2 separate regions of the Mus musculus genome follow, and region 1 is linked to region 2. The links are chromatin contacts, found by Hi-C or POLR2A ChIA-PET in ENCODE. All regions are on one chromosome and are shown on one strand. The core of a region is the stretch at or near the end of the contact, and the rest is flanking DNA. Distances in the headings are between cores, read along the strand shown. Region 1 holds the start of Zfp830 (zinc finger protein 830). Region 2 holds the start of Rffl (ring finger and FYVE like domain containing protein).

Region 1 (5,704 bases), core at 1,960-4,459, 110 kb before region 2:
CTGGCCTCTGCAGGTACCAGCATACATGTAGCATACATTCATAAAGATAGACCCTCATACATATGAAATTTAAAAATCAATAAAATCCTTAAAAATATAAATTGTGGGCTGGAGAGATGGCTCAGCGGCTAAGAGCACTGACTGCTCTTCCAGAGGTCCTGAGTTTATTTCCCAGCAATCACATGGTGGCTCACAACCATGAGATCTGAAGCCCTCTTCTGGTGTGTCTGAAGACAGCAACAGTATACCCACATACATGAAATAAATATATATATATATACATGGATAGATAGATAGATAGATAGATAAATAGATAGATGGGGGAGGGGGGTAAGGTTGAAGGTGTAGCTTAGTGGTAAAGAGCACTTGCCCAGTATATGAGGGTGCATCACTCAATCTCTAGCATTGCAAAAAAAAAATATATATATATATATTTTTCAAGACAAGGTTTCTCTGTGTAGCCCTGGCTGTTCTGGAAGTTGATCTGTAGAACAGGATAGTCCTAAACTCAGAGATCTGCCTGTCTCTGCCTCTGGAGTGCTGGGTTTAAAGGCATATACCATCAAGCCCAGCTAAAAATTTTTTTTCTTTAATTTATGTGCATCGGTGTTTTGCCTGAATGTATGCTTATGTGAGGAACTGGAGTACAGAGTTGTGGCCTCCCATATGGGTTCTGGAAATTGATCCCAAGTTCTCTGGGAAAACAGCTCTTAATCACTAAGTCATCTCTCCGGCCTGCAATAAACAAACAAACAAACGAACTTTCAGAGTGTACCTTCCCCACCCCAATGTTGAACCTAGAGTCCTGCACATGCTGGGGAAGTGCTCTATCCCTGAGCTGCATTCCCAGCCCATGTGCCATGTTCTTAATTAAAGCTTATACAATTTATCATAGCCAGCAGCAGCTCGGCACTGCATCTAATACCTGAATCCAACACTCAGGAAGCTGAGGCAGGCAAGAAGGGGAGAGGAAATTGTGAATTTGCGGCCAGCCAGGGCTACATAGGCAGCTCCTGTCTGAGAAAAGAAAATGACAAAGAGCATTGGCTCACCATCTCATGAAGCAGTACATTGCCGTCTTTGGTGAGTTTGATGTCACCTGCCCCAGAAACAAGCCTGTAAAAAGGACAATGGTGCTTAACTACACAAGCCAAGAATCAACAAACCCTCCCGAGTTCTTGCCATTTATGGTCCTAAAAACAGTTGACTGGGCTTGGAAACGCTACACTGAGCCACGTGGTGACATGTGGTAGTGACTGCCACTTGCGTCTCATGGGATTAGTTCTCCCGGATGACCTTACAGTAATTTCATTCCAAACAGAGCATTTATGGTTTAAACACGAGCTGATGAGTTATACATGTTGGCTAATGAAAAGTATAAAACAGGGCTGGAGAGATGGCTCAGAGGTTAAGAGCACTGGCTGCTCTTCCATAGGACCTGAGTTCAATTGCTAGCAACCACATGGTGGCTCACAACCATCTATAATGAGATCTGGTGCCCTCTTCTGGCATGCAGGCATACATGCAAGTAGAACATTGTATACATGATAAAAATAAATATTTTTTTAAAAGTATGAAACAGAGTACAAATCTACAAATTTCTGTAGGTTTTTATCTTGGTGAATGTCATGATTCAGCCACTGAATTTAGTTGTCTAGTGCCTTGCATTTATTAAATCACCAAGCTTAGTCAATTCTACAATTAAAATGCCTTTGGACATCTCTCTCCAATTTAATTGTTATCCTTCCTAGACTGCTTAGACAGCATCTTGTCTCCTAATTTGAATCAACCCTCCATGCTACATCTTTCTAAAAGGCAATGGGATTCAGTTTCCTGATCACCAATCCTTCAAAGATGTTACATTCTCTACCATCTTCAAGATAAAAATCCAGGTAATTTATCAGTAACATACTTGGCCTTTTCCAAACTCTCCTGTTCCATCCACCATTATTCCCACAGTAGGTCTTTCTGTTCCCTTAATGCATTATAATGTTTATTTCTGGTGGATTTACACCACTAGGAGGTCTTGATTCCTGTCACTCATTCTTCTACAACTCTGATCAAACATCCCCTGATATCTGAGAGGATTTTCCTTCAATCATCGGTAATTGGGCCCTTTCCTCTGTAAAATCATTTGCATCTCTATATAATTGACATACCTGTCACTGCCATGTCACTTTAAGGATACCATCTCAAAGGCTAGAGAGATGGCTCAGCAGTTAAAAAGCACTTATTGTTTTTGAAGAGGATCTGAGCTTGGTCTCCAGCACCCATATCAAATGGCTTACAACTGCCTATAACTCGAGTTCTAGGGATCTGTCACCCTCTGACCTCTGGGGGCATCTGCTCACACCTGATGCACATAAACTCAGACAGATGTGCACACGTAAATATAAATCAGGTTTTTAAAGGAAAGGACAGAAACTATCCCATCTGTTTTTCCAGCATCTAGTGTTAAGTGGACTCGTTTACTATAAACGCTACTTTGCTCATTCCTCTCAGGGTGTCTCTTTCCCAAGAGACCTTTTGATCTCCCCTACTCTTCTTTCTTCGTAAAACAATGGTGCTAAATAAACATATGTCCAAATGGATGACTAAACATGAAGAACTGTAGGTGCGGAGAGTCCCAACTGCTGGAAGATAATGGAACTTGAATTTGAACCTATGCCTGCCTAGCTCCAAAGCCAGTACCACTCCACCACGTCAAAACAATACTGCCTGCGGCGGAGCTGCAGCCCAACGTCTGCTGAGCGCGCGCACAAGGCTAACAGTTTCTATTGACGGAGTCTTTTCTTCGGGGAGGCGCTCTCTTCCTCGGCTAGAGAATCCTAAGAGCAGGAGTGAGAGAGAGGAAACCGGGTGTCTAAATGTCGCAGCATTGCTCACAGGTTTTCACTGATCAGCATCAGAATCAGAGTGAGCCGCGACACCCCGCACACTCTAGCGGCATCTCACATTTTTAGCGCGCCCTTAGGACCCAAGGTGGGACGCAGCACATCCTGCAGCCCACGGGCGGCGCAGATGTTCACAGCCAAGGCCGCTTGGCTCCGGGTCACTTCAGCGCCAGGGTTAGCGATTTTGATCGCAGCCATGGTTCAACAGTCCAGCCCCAAACTTGCCGACTCCGAACCCTGGCGCCACGCCCACACTCCTGAGTGTGGGCCAATCGGCGCCATAACAGGAAGTGACGCTATCACGCCTCGGAAGCTAGACTCGCCTGAGTCCTGGGCGCAAACATGGCGTCCTCCACCTCTACTCGGACTCCGGCTGGGAAGCGAGTGGTGAATCAGGAAGAACTGAGGCGCTTGATGAGGGAGAAGCAGCGCCTGAGCACCAACCGGAAGAGGATCGAATCTCCATTCGCCAAGTACAACCGTCTGGGGCAGCTGAGCTGCGCACTGTGTAACACCCCGGTCAAGAGCGAGCTCCTGTGGCAGACCCATGTTCTGGGAAAGCAGCACCGGGAGAGAGTAGCGGAGCTGAAAGGCGCCAAAGGAGCAACCCAGGGCCCGTCGACCGGCACTGTACCTCAGGCCACCAAGAGGAGAGCGACGGATGTGGAGAGCCAAGACGCCAAGAAAGCCAAGGCCTCCGCGGGACCTCAGGTACAGCCCTCCACCTCAGCCTCGTCCGCCAACTTGGATGCCGCTAGGGCGGCCCCCAGTAAACCTGGACTCGGTTTACTGCCTGATTATGACGATGAGGAAGAGGAGGAAGAAGAGGGAGGTGGAGAAGAAAGAAGGGACAGCAGCAAGCATCTTCCGGATGCACAGGGCAAAGAACACTCGCTTGCCTCTCCGAGGGAGACAACAAGCAATGTGCTGCCAAACGATCCGTTTAATACAAATCCTCCCAAGGCCCCCTTAGTTCCTCATTCAGGGTCCATTGAGAAAGCAGAAATACATGAAAAAGTGGTGGAAAGAAGAGAGAACACCGCCGAAGCATTACCAGAAGGGTTCTTCGACGACCCTGAGGTAGATGCAAAGGTCCGGAAGGTGGATGCCCCAAAGGATCAGATGGACAAAGAGTGGGACGAGTTTCAAAAGGCTATGAGGCAAGTCAACACTATCTCTGAAGCGATCGTTGCTGAAGAGGATGAGGAGGGACGGTTGGACCGGCAGATTGGAGAGATTGATGAGCAGATAGAATGTTACCGCCGAGTGGAAAAGCTGCGGAATCGCCAGGATGAAATAAAAAACAAACTTAAAGAGGTTTTGACCATAAAAGAACTTCAGAAAAAGGAAGAGGAGAATGTGGACAGTGACGACGAAGGAGAATTACAGGATTTGCTGTCTCAGGACTGGAGGGTAAAGGGGGCTTTGCTGTAAGGTTTTGAAGACCCAAGCTTTCCATCAGTCCCCGCTGTCCCTTAAAAAGTGCTGTGTCCAAGTTCTTGGGTTCCTCTGACCTTGGATACCCCTAATTGTTGGGATAAAGTAAGCCAGTGAGGAGTAATACTTTGGGGATGGTACTGTGTGCGGTGCTATTTATTATAAAATGTTTGAGGTAAAACCGTTTTTGACATTTTTGAAATTATAACCACAAATTGCCAACTTTTTCATCTTTACAGGTTCAATGTGGTTTTTCAGTTGTAAAATCTAAGTTGTAAATATTGCACATAGCTAAGTATATATTTATATAAGTCACTCTGTTTTGATCCTTATATTAGTCAGATAAAAAAGACACATGTTTATATGACCTCGATGTATATATATTTTCAAGCCTTAAACTCCAAGGGTTGGCGCTTTGGGAAGGTTGTTTTTAGAAGGCCACTCATAAACACATATTCTTCATAAAGCAGTGGATGGGTATTCTTTTTTCAAAAGCATACAGATGTCCAGACTCCAGCACAGTGTTTCTTTTGACAAGATCAATGATTGCTAAGTTGTACATCAGTATCACCTGTGAAACTTTTGATTGTTCATGGAATGTCAAATCGCCTATGAAGCTTTAGTGCCTGAGCCCCATCTTAAAGAGGTTTTGACCATAAAAGATTCCATAAATTAAATGGGATCCAGATGACAATATTCTTGACTATTCCCAGGTTATTCTAGTATTTGCCCAGGTTGGAGATTCAGCTGCCTTAAGTGTAAAACCTATCTATATATTTTTCAGGCTTTGTTTTCCTTGAACATGCTCTGTAGTTTACTGTACTCCCTGCCCCCGAGTGCTGCTAAACAGATCAGAGCTATGGGAATGCTAGGCAAGTATTCTCCCACCACCAAGCCAGTTTTCAAATGAAGGAAATATTACCCCATTGAGTTGGAAATTTTATTTTTGTGGTAAATCAGGCTTGTGTTTACAGGTTCTTTCAATGGCAGGAAGATAGGTAAGTTGCTAGTAAGGCAATGCCAGTTACCTTATTCTAGTTATTGATATTTTAAAGTTTTCCTTGCTTTGGAGGATGAGTGTTTTATATACAGCATCTTCCAATTTACTATAATAGCTAAGACATACTGTTCTAAGCCTAGGCCAGTCAGGATTCTAAGCACTTTACATATATTAACCCATTCTAGCTCAGGTTTTATAAGGAAAACCACCAAGAAGAAAAGGCCTGAAAGCCTTGAAAACTGGATGTGGTGCCTCACCCCTGACATTGCAGCTTTTGGAAGGCTGAGGGAGATGCAGCCTGGACTATGTAGTGAGACCTTGTCTAAAATAAAAAAAAAAAAAAATCCTTTAATTCTAAAGAACTGTTTTTACA
Region 2 (5,901 bases), core at 524-3,023:
CAATTTGATGGATTTACAACCCTGGATCCCAGTGTAAAGAGTCAGGATCACAGCTAATCAATATAAGAACTTTTTTGTTTTTTGGTTGGATTTTCCAAGACAGGGTTTCTCTATAGCCCTGGCTGTCCTGGAACTCACTCTGTAGACCAGGCTGGCCTCAAAATCAGAAATCCGCCTGCCTCTGCCTCCCAAGTGCTGGGATTAAAGACGTGCGCCACCACTGCCCGGCCTAAGAAGTTTTAATGTACTGGGCTCTGTGATTAAACATTAAGGTGAGTGTGTATCCTCTGTTACATGGACATCTTTGAACACCATCAAGTTATTAATTAGCCCTGACACATCAATCTGCTACTGTCCTCCAATAAACCACAACTTTTTAACTGTACTCTGGAGTCCAGAATTAGCAAATATGAAATTTTACAAACAGTTGCTAACATTAGAAAGAATGGGGGGGGGGGGGAGAGGAGGGAAGGATAAGGAAGCTGCCACAAAGGAAATATACGGCCAGTTTTGGTCTTAGAACTCTACAAACTGCCCAGGACATAGTCCCCTTCCATTCCTAGAAAAATGCCACAGTATTCGAACAGCCTTGCCCACATTTCAGTATACTGAACTGTCAAGGCAAGAACCACCATGCAGCTCTCAAAAGTGGCGACAGGAAGTCTCTCGGTTCTCCAAGCCACCAGCCAAAACATACATAAGGAGGTTACTATTTTCTTGGAAGGCCACACGCATCCTGGGGTGTTTGTTCATGCGTCACTCTAGCCTTTAACCAGGGCACAGAGTGTGAGTTGTGGGTAAAACCCCATTTCCGAGCTAAGAATAATCTTCCCCGTGGTGGACTGAGAGGAATGTGGAAATCTTCCTCGATTACACAACAGCACCCCCCCACCCCCATGACAGCTTTAAAAAAAAAAAGAAAAAAGGAAGAAGTACGCTGCTGTTGTTTTTTTCTACCGGTCTTAAATCGGAGCTCAAACAGACGCCAGGAAAGGCTGTGGACTCCCCTGATCTACCCAGACTTCCCCATGCCCGGTCAAATGTCTCCTGGGCAGCCAGCTGGAGAGGGGCCCTACTTCCCTCTGAGTCTCGGCCAGGACCACACAGTGGCGACCTAACACACGTCGGGGACAGAGGTCGACTCCCAAGAGGCAGACAGCAGACTCTGGCAGGGAGGAGGGAGGAGGGGAGAGCAGCATCCCAAACTTCCCATCTAACCTCCAAACTCCGAATCTCCAGGGTCCTCCTGGTAGAGAGCCAGTGCCGCCAAAGCTCTGCCTCTGTAGACGGTTTTCTGTCCTACAGAAATGCATCCTTCCCCAGGACCTACCGGGTTCTTACGACACTTGGGTACAAGTTGAGGACACACGTCCCGGGTTACGGCGCACACAGACGAAATGCTTTGCGGCACTTTCATGGGACAGGTGTGGGGTGACCTGGCGGTGGGGAGTTCCTGGAAAGGGCTGCCCCACTCCCGGAGCGCAGCTGGATCCTCACACCCCCCGGAGCACAGCCTGAAGCACCGGATCCTCCAGCCCAACCCGCCACAGCCACAGCCACCGCCTCCTCACCTGCCGCGGACGCTGCCGGGCCACACCTGGGACGGCAGAGGCCAGATCCCGACCGCGGCCACTCAGGCAGCGGGGCTGCGGGGTCTGCGGCCGCCGCAACTCCACGCCTGAGGGGCGCCCGGGTGCCCGAACCACATCCTCACGGGCGGCCCCAGGAAGTCCACCCCCACTAACCCAGTCCCCCGCGGCTCGGCGTGGGCCCCGCCCGTCCAGCGTGCGGCCCCGCCCTCCCGGCTTGCGGCCCCGCCCTCCACCCCACCCCCGCGGGAGCGCACGCCCCCGCCACCATAGAGAGGAATCGGGCGCGCGGCGGTCTAGAGTGCAAGCCTCCGCGAGCGCCCTCTGTCGGAGCCCGGCTAGGTGTGGAGTCCCCAGTCTAGGCCGAGCCAACCAATCCCTTATGTGGTGATCTTGAGCAAGTCCCTTAAGATCACTAACTAGCTTTATAGTAAAGTTTGAATATTGAACCCTTGATTTCATGTTTCATCGTACCCGACAGATTTCCAGAACCCCAGACTCATCTAATTTATTAAGTTTCTTGGCGATATTAAAAGCCAATTCAGTGGGGCATCATAACCTGTCTTTTCCTCCTTGGATAAGCTACTTTCATGTTAGGAAGGTGGGGACACAGCTGAGAAAGGTTGCAGTACAATAAAAACGACTGCTAAGAAACCACCCAGCCATCGTTCATCACCCGTGCACCTTTTGGCAGGCACTTAACCTTTCCAATATCTTCCCCATCCCAGAAAGGCCGGTTGGGCCCGCACATTAAATGAGATAATGCACAAAGGCCTTAGTAAAGCATAAAACACCAGGGTAGCATAGGGGATCATTAGCCAGTGATCTAAGAAGATGCCTAGTCACGGAAGTCATATAAATGCTAATTCTTCTGGCTGGTGTCTAGTGACATCATTTTCTTATGCTTCAGGTTCCCATCAAAGACCTCTCAGAGTTTTCCTGAGCAATTTGTATTTTGATTTATTCAATATTTTGGTGCTTGGGATTTTTGTACATACTAGACAAGTGCTCTACCACAGTGCTACCCCTTGTATTTTAAAATAAAGACTATCAGAAGGGAACCAGAGCTAAAATATGTGCATCCGTACCAGACTCACTTTATAAGCCCTTTGCTATTTCCAGTTCTCAGAACACCCCAGCACGCTCTGTACTGTTATATGCTTGTTATCAACAAGGATCTACATTTTAAGTAATTTTCGAGCTTCCACACAGAGAAAAGCAGAACTCAGATGCAAAACTCTTTCTTTCTCCAACCTGGAGTGTACAGGGAGCCCCGCCTTCTAAGGACCCCTGGCACCTGAGTTGGATGTTCGCCCCTTGCCCCTTTCTCCTGCCTGCTTATTTCTGCAGCTTCGCTTTGCTGCAGTTCCCTATGAGCTCCGCTTCTCTCCGGACTTTTTCCTCCACAAAGGTGTATATCATTTTCTCCCTTCCCTTTCTGGTTTCCGTTCCTTTGACGCACCAACATTGTCCATCCTCTGATATTTCTGAAATGGGTCTGAGCGCCGTGCTGGAGACACAGGTTCTTCACCACACTGTCCATCTCTGGATATGAATGATAGCCACAGACATGTAATAGGTCCAAAACAGAAGTGAAAGGAGATCCAGACCTGCGATTTTTGTTGTTGTTGTTGTTAACTCACAACCAGAGTGCCCAGTTCTGAAAAGGAAGTGCACTTACCCCCCACCCCACCCCACCCCACCCCCAGTCGGACGATAATCAGGGCCTGAATTCATGGTATCCAACAGAAATCCTTTTTTCAGGGCCCTCTGGTCCATATTGTGGCTAAATCATCCGACTGCTGCTAAATAATGAGCAGCTTACTGGAGCGAGGCCTCGGACCCACACCCCTCCTTTCTCCACCTTAGGCGTTATCACCATCACAATTTTTCATCTTTATCGTGCCCTTCCGCAGAGGCATTCAATAATGTACCCATTGTGCGAGTAATCTGAAATCCTTTTCGGCGAGCAATAGTATTTAGTAGTAATAAAACACTAATTTGTCTACCAAGTGACATATTTATAGGAGCTGTTTCCTTTGACATATTTTTATTATTTCTACTCATTTGCTAAGTACTTTCCAATACATATTTATAAAGCACACGCCTTTCCCCAAACAGCACTGAAAAAATAAATCACATTATTTCTTTTATTAGTAGCAGCAAGGCTTCTAAGTCCTAGTGCCCTGATTTCTGTTACTTCTGGCAGGCGCCAGAAGAACTAATAGTGATGGAGCACCTACTATGTGCTAGTCTCTCTGTGAAAGGCACTTTGCATAAATCACCTACTTAACTCCCCTGAGATACACATTTTACCAATAAGGAAAATGTAACTCTGTATAACATAGATTTTTACCAGTAAAACAAACACATTATCTTGTCCAAGGGGACTCTGGCAGGAAGAGTGCAGCAAGGTACTAAACCTGGGTCTTTCCTTGATTCCAAAGTCCTAAATCACCAACCATGGGCCACTCTAACATCTCAGGATATGACTCTCCATAAAAATCAGCCAGACATCACGGCACACACACACACACACACACACACACACACACACACACACACACACACACACACACACACGTCAATATGTCAAGCTGTTGACAGCTGGTGAGGGCACACACCTTTAATCTCAGTACTTGGGAGTCAAGAATCCTACTCTTTTACAGAGAGATAGATGATAGGTAGATAGATAGATAAATAGAGGCATTAATGGTGAATGTTGTCTGTCTGTATGTGCGGAGCTGGTGTACTAGATATTAAAACCAGGACCTTAGACATGCTAGACAGTGCTTTACTACCTGACTGATACTATACCTTGCTCTTATTCAAAATAAGGGACTGGAAGGATGGCTCAGCTATTAAGTGCATTTGTTGATCTTGCAGAGTATCTGGGTTTAGTTTGCAGCTACTATATAGTGGCTCCCAAATACCTGTAAGTCTAGTTCCAGGAGATCCAATACTTTCCTCTGGCCTCCATAAGCACCAGGTACACACAGGGTGCACATATCTACATGCAGACAAAACATTCATATACATAAAATAAATAAATCTTTTGAAAGATAAAATGAATAAAACAAGCAATGGAGGAAACGAAGCCAGTTGAGTTGACACAGACCTATAATCCAGCAGTCTGGAGGCTGAAGCAGGAGAACTGAAGGTTCAAGATCTCACCAGGTCAGACACCTTTTCTCCAAAAAGTAAAAATAAAAAAATCATATGTGTGTATGTCTTGGTCTCTGTTCTATTGCTGGGAAGAGACACTATGATCAAGGTGACTCTTAGAAGATATTTAATTGGGGCTGGCTTAATGTTTCAGAGGTTTCATGCATTATCATCATGGTGGGGAGCATGGCGGCACACAGGCAGACATGGTGCTAGAGAAATAGGTGAGAGTTCTACATCTGGATCCACAGGCAGTAGGAAGAGAGAGAAACTGGACCTGGCTTGGGCTTTTGAGACTTCAAAGCCTAACCCCAGTGACACACTCCTTCCAACAGTACCACACCTCCTAATCCTTCTCAAGAAGTGCCACTCCCTAATGACTAAACATTCACATAGATAAGCCTATGGGGCCTTTCTTATTCAGACCACCACAATGTGGTGTACAATGCATACACACATACATGTAGTATAAAAATATACATATTCATTTTATTATTTTTCTTTTTTTTTCCTTTTTTTTTTGTTTTTTTTTTTTTGTTTGTTTGTTTTGTTTTTTTAAAGACAGGGTTTCTCTGTGTGGCCCTGGCTGTCCTGGTCACTTTATAGACCAGGCTGGCCTCGAACTCAGAAATCCACCTGCCTCTGCCTCCCAAGTGCTGGGATTAAAGGCGTGCACCACCACCACCCAGCTACATATTCATTTTATAATTTCAGCTGTACATACACACACATCACCAACACAAAGAACTGGACAGCTGAAACTCTACCCAGACACCTCCCAGCCAGAATACAGTGAAAGCCTAGCAGGCTCTGCTTACATCTCTATGCCTTATCTCCTGGTTGTCAGGCATGCGCAGAGCCTGCTGTTTCTCATTCAGCTTTCCTCCCCTCTAACCCTTCAGCTCTCTTACACACACACACACACACACACACACACACACACACACACACACACACGCTATCTGCCTTCTCTCGAGTATTTGTCATTCTCTCTTCCCTGGGGGAAAGGAAACTAGGGAGAGGTGATAAAGCAGATCTGTGATCGAGCTTTTTATGGTGAGCTCAGCTGAAAAGGGGTTGAGATACGCAGCCTCTGCTGTTTGGGGCAAAATATGAAAGAGAATTTTGTTAAAATATTTACATATTT

The links. Hi-C counts contacts between places; a loop is a spot of excess contacts on that map. ChIA-PET counts read pairs that join two places held with the same protein, here RNA polymerase II (POLR2A).
Region 1: a loop to region 2 is called in a map of heart, with 5 times the contacts of the local background. The contact joins the promoter of Zfp830 here to the promoter of Rffl in region 2. A Hi-C loop is called at or near these places in 9 of 37 maps with a recorded cell type or tissue (CH12F3, T-helper 1 cell, gastrocnemius and 3 more). POLR2A ChIA-PET finds 5 or more read pairs at or near these places in 3 of 5 experiments (Patski and embryonic stem cell).

Annotation. Positions count from the first base shown.
Region 1 is chr11:82,761,136-82,766,839 of GRCm38, forward strand. It overlaps Zfp830 (zinc finger protein 830), which reads left to right and starts at 3,210. Exons shown (of 1, transcript NM_025884.4): 1 at 3,210-5,704. The coding sequence starts at 3,237. The coding sequence ends at 4,328. It overlaps Cct6b (chaperonin containing Tcp1, subunit 6b (zeta)), which reads right to left and starts at 3,186. Exons shown (of 14, transcript NM_009839.3): 1 at 2,956-3,186; 2 at 1,053-1,116. The coding sequence starts at 3,092.
Region 2 is chr11:82,869,437-82,875,337 of GRCm38, forward strand. Rffl (ring finger and FYVE like domain containing protein) reads right to left here and starts at 1,774. Exons shown (of 7, transcript NM_001007465.3): 1 at 1,572-1,774. Rad51d (RAD51 paralog D) reads right to left here. Exons shown (of 10, transcript NM_011235.4): 10 at 3,627-5,901.